Linked DNA regions of Mus musculus: all the other regions are linked to region 3. Evidence: chromatin contacts called from ENCODE Hi-C or POLR2A ChIA-PET data. All regions are on one chromosome and are shown on one strand. Each heading gives the region's core, a stretch centred on a gene start or an enhancer-like site at or near the end of the contact. The rest is flanking DNA. Distances are from core to core; before and after follow the strand shown. Region 1 holds the start of Rnf217 (ring finger protein 217). Region 2 holds the start of Ncoa7 (nuclear receptor coactivator 7). Region 3 holds the start of Hddc2 (HD domain containing 2).

Region 1 (2,702 bases), core at 63-2,562, 300 kb after region 3:
CCTCGCACACCGCCTTCTTGCAGCAGGGCAGGGGCTTGATGGGTTTGTCTTCCAGGCACACCCGGCACATCAGCACCATGAGGGGCGCATAGGGGTCCCCTACTCCCCCCAGGCCAGAGTAGGGTGGAGCCCCTAATAGGCCAGGCACGGAGAAGGGCTCCGGAGCCAGGTAGAACTCCAGCTCGATGCTGCCGCCGTCGGGGGAAAGGGGGTCAGCCGGGAGCGACAGCGGGGAGCTGGGGAAGGAGGGCGGCGGGCTGGCGGGAATCGGCCCCAGCGGTGCTTGAGGTGGGGACTCCGACGGCGACGGGGACTCGGCGGAGGGGGCCTCGGGCAAGTCGCTCTCCACGCAGTACACGGAGCAGAGGACTTGCGGCTTGGCGGGGGGCGGGTGTCGCTGGGCCAGCACGTCCAGGAGCAGCCCGTCGGGGGGCTGCTGGCCGGGGGGCGCCTCCCGTGGCCCCGCTCCCTCCGCCTCGCGCTCCAGCTGCAGTTCCAGACTCTGGGGGTCCAGGGGCCCGCTGAGTGGCAGTCGCGCGGGCTGCCCTGCCGGGGCCCGGTTGCTCGCAGGCTCCTGGACACTCGCGTCCACGCAGCCCGGGTCTCTGCCGCCGCCGCCGCCGTTCGGCCGTGAAGAGGAGGCTGCAGCGCGCGGCCCGGCTGTCCGGACGCGGTCCCCTCGCGGCCTGGGGGACTCGGGCTGGCCCGCCGAGCCTCCGCCAGAGGCCCGCGCCCCGCCGCTGCCGCTCACCGTGCTCTGCTCCTCGCCCATCGCCGCCCGCGGCCTGCGCCGCCGCCGCCCATCCAGCCGCCCGGACCCCCAGCCGGCGCCGGGCAGCGCGGGCAAGCGGCTCCGCTCCACTCGCGGCGGCCCTTCTGCTTCCGGATCCCTCCTCCGGGGCCGGGACGCCCCAAGCGCCCTCCGGGGAGCCCGGGCTCCCGGGCCGCAGCGTGCGGGCAGCCGGCTCCTCCTCCTCCACCTCGTAGTCGTCGTCTTCCTCCTCGTCCGGCGCGGCCGGGCACCGCCTCGAGGACTCCGAGGGCCTCAGGCTGAGGGGGCCCGGCCCGCATGCACGTCGCGGCGCTGCCGCGGACCCGCGAGTCCCGGGTGGGGCGGAAGAGTTCCCGGGAGGCGGGAGGAGACGGTCAGCCCCGCGCCATCCCTGCCTCCGCGGCGGGGCGCGCAGCCGGCGATCCCGAGGGTCGCCGGGCCTGTGGCGTCACCGAGAGGTGGCCGAGTCCGCAAGCAGTGGCTGGTGTCCCTGGAGGAGAAGCGGGAGACCTCCCTCTCCTCGTGCAGCACCTAGGGCCCTGCTCCCTCCCCTCACCCCACCCCTTTGGCACACACCTCCCCACACGTACACACATACGCGCGCGGGCGCCCACGCACACAGTCGCACGCACACAGGAGTGAGGGTGATCTAAGCTGAGCTGTGCTCTCACCCCTAAGAATTCCCACTCGGCCCCAGCCAAATGCTTAAGCGCTTGCAGGCGCCCCTTAGTGCTCTGCTTTAAGTAGAACTTCCGACAAAAACTGCTGGACCCTGGGCTCTGGACGGAGAACACACTGGGATGTCACGCTCGAGAAGTAGAGGCGATGGTGTGCATTCTACCTGGTGCGATAGGAAGGATCTTCGAAAACCATAAATAACCCAAAAGCACTTGTCGTCTGCTCCTCCAACTATAATATTTACAAGCACTAAGGAATAACTAATCTGACATTTACTGCTTTTCCTCTGCTCAGTGTTCTCTCGCGAATTATTTTTGTGGGCTCTTGGGGTTTTGTTTGTTTGTTTGTTTGGTTTTTGTTTTGTTTCTGAACCCCTTTAAGTGGGTAGCCTGGCCTGATTAATCAGCTGGATCATCATTAGGAATCAGGGAAACTTATTAACATAACCATATTCATACCCAAAACTGTTTCCAAGGCAACAATTATATCTCAGCCAGAACTTAATTATGTGTTGATCTATCTTTATTTTACAGGAAGTATTAGTCACCCAAACACTGGTGTGATTTAGTTTTCTAAAGCCAATGAAAACATTTTTGGGAAGCCAACCATTTTTATTTTTTTAAAATAGGGAGGGAATTCAATTTACACATTCATGTCAAAGGAAAAATCTGTTAAATGTGTAGATTATTTTTTAACCTTGAAGTTGTTATTGATTTGTTCTAAAATATTTTCCAAGGCAAATGCAAAGGCTACAAGGGAACTAAGAATTCAGTATTGACCAAGCAGAGACCCAAAGGTCATGGGTTTCAATCAGGTGCGGTTGAAGCTCAGGTACACCAGAGCATGGTGACTTGCCGCCAGATGCCCTGGCACTCAGTAGTCTGACCCAAGAATGAAGAATAACTATTTTTTGATGATTAAATGGTACTCAGGCAGCCTGGAGAGATAGCTCACTCACTCAATCCTCAGTATCCACCTCAGAAACACAACCCGCTGGAAAGCCCAGACAGGTAAGTGGACGGATGTTGCTGGGACTCCAGAAGACTCCATCTCCCTGTTCAAGGATTGCCCTTTCTTTCCTTACCAGGACTTCTTCCTGCTACATGCTGCTAGCATTTCTGAGCAACATGTCATCTTCCTCTAGGTAAATCCTCTCGTGCCTGACTCCTGGGCCTGGCACCTCTAGCATGAGGTCTGGGACTCACAGGTCCCCAACAGCACAGAGGAATCATAACGCAATCCTATAATGGTG
Region 2 (2,852 bases), core at 240-2,739, 510 kb before region 3:
GAGAATGGGAAGAGAAGGGGGGGGTGGTCGAGGAGTAGCAGGGGGAAGAGGACCTGGTAATGATGGTGATTCTGTCCTCTTAGTATTTATATTGATTCAGTTAGCCAAAATCTTTAATCTGAAATAGTGCTTATAAAATTGGAGCTTACAATAACAATTTTTTCAAAATTCTAAACCTTATTGCTTAACGTAAAATCCAAAACGGCAGCCTGAGAGGAAACAATTTTATTAAAAGCCCTAATGTATTACTTTTATTTCAAGAACAGGAAAAAAAGACTCAACCAGATTCTCAGAAAAGCAAGGGTCAGCTCAGAGTTGAAGGCGAGGCCGGAGACAAGACTGCCTCTGCTGGCGCATCTTTCAGAGTCTCAACTCCCGACACCTGTATCAAACTTGCAGCTCTCAAACCCATTGGCTCCAGTCAGCTTTATCCTACGAGAACACGCCAGCCTCATCCATCACCTACCTAGGTAATCTGATTTCTAGAAAGACTTTCCTTAAACTGACACCCAAAATGTTAAAGTGTTTGCACCACTGACTTTATATACCACTCGGCTAGCTGTAAATTACACAAAAATTCATAACCACCCCTAAATACCTCTAAAACAACAACCGTGGTCGTCTACATTTTAGCAAAAAGAACAGGAAGAACGCATTTGCTGATCCTGTTTTTTAAAAATGCAATGACACAATCTACTTGAGCTCGAGAAAAAGGCAACGGTCTCCTTTCAAAGAAGCTCCGCGCCAACCTATCCTTCCAAGCTCTCCCAGCCCCCAACCGAGGGTCCCCTGATTGTTAGCGAGGAGGGTCCAGTGGCCCTGCGCCCCGGCTCGGCCTCGAACGTTCCAAGCAGAGCGTTTCGGGTCCCCCGGGGGCTGCGCCCAGCGCCATTAGTACACCTCGGCAGCCCAGGAGGGAGGCTCCGGTTCTTCCTGGCCGCAGCATCAGCAGCCGGTAGCCTTCAAGGCCTGGCCCCGCCTCGGCGACCTACCTACTGGGCGGGGGCGCGGGCTCCGCGGGTCTGGGCGAAGTGGTTCGGGAGCACGCATTTCTGGGAGCCGTGGCCTCTGCCGCTGGGCGCTGGGAAGCGCATCCTCCGGGGTGGGAGGAGGGGGAGGGCCGGGGAGGGGATCGCCCGCCGAGGAGGAGCTAAGGGAGGCGTCAGGCGCTGCGGGGTGCGCTCCTGAAGGGCTCCGGAGTGCCGATCTGGCCCGAGCAGCCGCCGCCGGGGTGCTCGAGGCCTCGCCCAGGTACCTGCAGCAGCACCCACGGTCAGGGCGCCGGGCGCGAGCTGGGCGGAAGGCGGGGAGCTGCGGTGGCGCGACGCCAGCCCGGCGCCCGCCTCTAGCTCCGCCCGACCCGGGGCGCGCGCTGCACTCGTCTGCTGCGGCTGGGACCCGGGAGCTCAGCCGACCGCCTTAGCGATGCGGGCTGCAGCTGCGACATCTTGCCTGCCCCGTGCGACCTCGGAGCCGCAGGCTGGACAGCCTCGAGGTGGCTCGGGCCCCCGAACCCTGGGCCCAGCGGCTCCGCCCCGGAGAGCTGCGCGCGCGGCCTCCGCAGGCCCCGGCCATTTGTGACGCTGTGATGGTCAGGCAGTCAGTGAACCGAGTACGGTCTGCTTACCTGGCCCCTAATCTTATCCCTTTTAGCTGGCTCCTGTCTGGATCTTGGAGGGAAGTTAGCGCTTATGGGCACATGTGGAGTTAGAGCCCTTGCTGGAGCCTTAAAGTCCTTTTACTTCACCTTCCAGCTCTAGGACTAGGGGCAACCATAAATTCATCCTCTGTCATTTCCAGCATTGCCTTTGGCAAAGAGGCCCACTGTCTTCTTCTGTCCCCGGTACAACATCCTATAAGCTGCCCAATTGTAAACCTTATAGCCAAGGCAATGCGATGTAGCAACGGGCAGTTCAGCTGGCTCTTGGCTGGGGCTGGAGAGCAGCTGAGTGGGAAGGTTTTTTTGTTTTTTCTTTTTTTTTTTGTATGAGCCCAGGGCCCTGTTTCTGTGAGCTTCCAACCTGTATTGGACGCTGTTCCCTTTACAGTCCAGTGGCTATAACTGCAAGATGACTCGGAGGATCTGATCGTGAAGATCACTCTTAAATACAGGAAGAAAAAAGTGTGTGTGTGACAGGTGTGTCCTAAGCCATCAACACACACAGTACATAGAGGCTTCCCCAGGTTGCTGCTGCTTCTTGGTACTGCCAGTCTCTCTGGAGGGTGGAGCAAAGCCCTTAGCAGCCATGACTCTGAGATTTCAGCAGCAGATGATGTTACATGGTCATGCAAATATGGAATCACTTCCTGGTTTTGCACTGACCATCTGTAAATTCTGACATCGGGTTTGCATGTTTATGCTTTGAGTAGGAGACACTTCTTTCTGTGTTCTTTACACCCCTTTTGGTATCAACCTTGAGTGCAGGCTCTGCTGCAGGTACTGTTCCCACCCTTTAACTCGGTCAGCACCCTTTTGTGCCTATGAACCCAAGGTTCTGACGAGAAATAAAATAGGCCTTGATTTCTTTTCTCTTAGGCAAAAGTATAACTGAGTATGTGTTCAAAGTGGTGACTTGCTGATAGAGTGTTCCCCAAGTTTTCCAATGCAATGCCAAACAATGACACTGTCTTCATTATCTCCCCTGGAAGTACATGATGGATCACATGCTAAGGATAGTTTGTCACTAAAGTGAAAGTCTGAATAGAATGGGGAGTTGTACTCAAATGGTTGGGATTGGGGGTGCTTCTAATTTAAAGATTCTTTGGTCATTCTTTTTTGTGACTGAGTATTGACTGATTCTTCTGAGTATTGACTGATTCATCTGAGTCTTGTCTTCACACAGAAATCGGAA
Region 3 (2,700 bases), core at 139-2,638:
GCCACTTTCACAGGCATTTTTACTGCGATAACACCTGATTCAAACACTCTGATTAGAGTGACTAACAGTATGATTTATAGGGAGAAAGCAGATAGGGACTATATATAAAACCAGGAATAGGGCTTTCTACACCTAGGACCTTAGCATAGCAAGGCAGCCTGGTGGTGCTGGCATTTGAAGCTTGTGCTTTATAGATAACACAAACCACTCACCTACTTCAGTGCTGGAGAGCACTTGGGACCTCATGCACAGCTACACTACACTGCCAACTTTTCATTTCTTCTGTAGAGCTGACTTTAGAATCCTGGATGCTGCTCATGGATGCTACTTCAGTGCTGGAGAGCACTTGGGACCTCATGCACAGCTACACTATACTGCCAACTTTTCATTTCTTCTGTAGAGCTGACTTTAGAATCCTGGATGCTGCTCATGGATGCTGCCTCAGGGTTCTGTAGAATCTACTGAGCAACATTCTATACCAACATTATGCTATGATGACTATACATTTTCTAGTATAGTTCCCGGTATAGTATTCGGGCTCATATGGAAGAGGTGGTAGGTATATCAAGTAGTGAGAAACGAGAACAGACAATGGTTCATTAGAACCATCACCTTTTAGGGCCCTGTAAATAAATAAACCTACTTTGTTACAAATAAAATTGGAATTCCTTTTTATTTCTCTTTCTTCTTGAATCTTATTCATATCCTCGACTCCCTCTGCTTGAATTTGTCCATATCCATTAACTGCATTTAAAAGTTTGTACCATCAAATTGTCAATGGAAACTAGTCAGGTAGTCCTGGAAGATCCTGATCAGTTTCCTGGCAGAATGGATGCTTGTGGTTTCACCATGGGCTTCCTCTTACTAGCCCATTTCCTGCTTCCTCCAAAGTTTCCTGGTATGTCTGCCAAGCATTGCCTCCCTTCACAGGCTTGCCCAGTGCCTTTGTTAAACTGGTTAAGCGAAGCTTCTTATAGCTAGCTCTTCCTGCCAATCAGACACTGGGCTTCTAAGAAGCAAGGTTTGCAGGCATTATCCAGCTTCATCCTCCTTAGGCCTTTCTGCCCTTAGCGTCAAGCTGCGATTCCTGTGAAAGTTGATGGTTACTTGGGCAGAGACCATCCAAAGTCTGAGCACAGACCTTAGTACAGAGAAAGTGCTCTACCAAAGGAGGAAGTGGGGCTGTGAGGAGGAGCCAAAGGGTGGGGAGGAGCTGAAGGAGGGCGGGGAGGAGCTGAAGGAGGGCGGGGAGGAGCTGAAGGAGGGCGGGGAGGAGCTGAAGAAGGGCGGGGAGGAGCTGAAGGAGGGCGGGGAGGAGCTGAAGGAGGGCGGGGAGGAGCTGAAGGGGAATGGGGAGGGGCTTGAGGTTGACACCGCCCAGCTCTTATGCACTTCAGCATGGCTTTGGCCTCGTCCGGCTCTGGAGCCGGGCTGTTGCGTTTTCTGCGTCTAGTTGGGCAGCTCAAGGTGAGCGGGTGGGATCGGCTTGGCCGGGAGGCGGTGCGGCCCAGCTCAGGCACCGACCTCACGCAACCTCCCTCGCTCAGCCCGGCGTTGCTGGCGGGTACGCAGCCGAGGCTGGACCGGGGACTCGTGCACGCTCCATGCCCAGCGCGGCCACAACCCAGGCCATGGCGATGCTGCGGAGCGGCAGCGGAAGGCAGGAGCCGAAACCCCTGCACGTAGGCTGTGGAAACCTTCCTCTATCACCGTGACTTCCGGAACTGTTGGTTTCAGTAAATCGGTTTCAGCGTGCACCAGCCCTTGCTTGGCAGAGCTTGTGCAGAGCCCCCTTTGTTCCAAGATGAGCTGTTCTGTAACACTGCGACTATTTGTGAAATTCGTTAGATGCATAGAACTCCCAGAGAAAATGCAGACTTACACAGGTTGAGAAGTAGTGAAAGGCTTGACTGCCATGGAAACTCCTCCAAGCCATCTGAGTTAGAATTGGAGAGTCTGTCACATGTTGCATGTACAAAATATTCTATTATTGTATGAAATGAGTTTTTGGACGGCACAAACCTACTACTCTCATAGTTAGGAATAATACTGGGGCTTTGCTTTGCATTTTTCCTAACTACACCACAGATGAACAGCACAGGCTGGCAGCCTGGAACTTGGGTCTTCACCTGTTGAGTTCTTAGATTCCAGGCGTGTACCACCAGGCGTACCACCAGTTTTGCTTTTATGTCTAAAAACTTTTTGTGTATTATCCCATAGTTATACTTCACTAGCACAGAGTAAAGACTATTGGACTTTTGTATACTTTTGAACATTTTTGTATATTTGTGAATTGTCCACTCACTAGTGAGATTTCAGATTTTTATCGATATGATTAGTTTAAATGAAACATTTTTAAAAAAATAGGTTTGAAACCACGACTCAGCTGACATGTGGCTCTGTGGCCATTCTCTGGCATTTTCTTGAAGAGCACCTGTCATTTTTTGTTGTTGTTCCCAGGGATAGTGTTTTGTTTAATTCCTTATCTTATTTATTAGAGAGTTCCACGGACTGGCTGGGTATACAGAAATGTCGAAAAGCCAGAAAGCGTGTCAGATCACATGTACCGGATGGCAGTTATGGCCATGGTGACCAGAGATGACCGTCTTAACAAGGATAGGTAAGTTATTTGAACATTGATGCTTATGAAGGTTTCTGGACTCTGTGTGAGGATGACTTCAGTTGTAAACTATAGTAAGT

Evidence for each region. Hi-C counts contacts between places; a loop is a spot of excess contacts on that map. ChIA-PET counts read pairs that join two places held with the same protein, here RNA polymerase II (POLR2A).
Region 1: a map of left cerebral cortex shows a loop between it and region 3 (3-fold over the local background). The contact joins the promoter of Rnf217 here to the promoter of Hddc2 in region 3. A Hi-C loop is called at or near these places in 5 of 37 maps with a recorded cell type or tissue (gastrocnemius, heart and left cerebral cortex). POLR2A ChIA-PET finds 5 or more read pairs at or near these places in 1 of 5 experiments (embryonic stem cell).
Region 2: POLR2A ChIA-PET joins it to region 3 with 25 read pairs in embryonic stem cell. The contact joins the promoter of Ncoa7 here to the promoter of Hddc2 in region 3. POLR2A ChIA-PET finds 5 or more read pairs at or near these places in 3 of 5 experiments (Patski and embryonic stem cell).

The regions. Positions count from the first base shown.
Region 1 is chr10:31,608,413-31,611,114 of GRCm38, forward strand. It overlaps Rnf217 (ring finger protein 217), which reads right to left and starts at 1,313. Exons shown (of 6, transcript NM_001146349.1): 1 at 1-1,313. The coding sequence starts at 772.
Region 2 is chr10:30,801,837-30,804,688 of GRCm38, forward strand. Ncoa7 (nuclear receptor coactivator 7) reads right to left here and starts at 1,490. Exons shown (of 16, transcript NM_172495.6): 1 at 993-1,490.
Region 3 is chr10:31,312,017-31,314,716 of GRCm38, forward strand. Hddc2 (HD domain containing 2) reads left to right here and starts at 1,389. Exons shown (of 6, transcript NM_027168.2): 1 at 1,389-1,467; 2 at 2,499-2,620. The coding sequence starts at 1,399.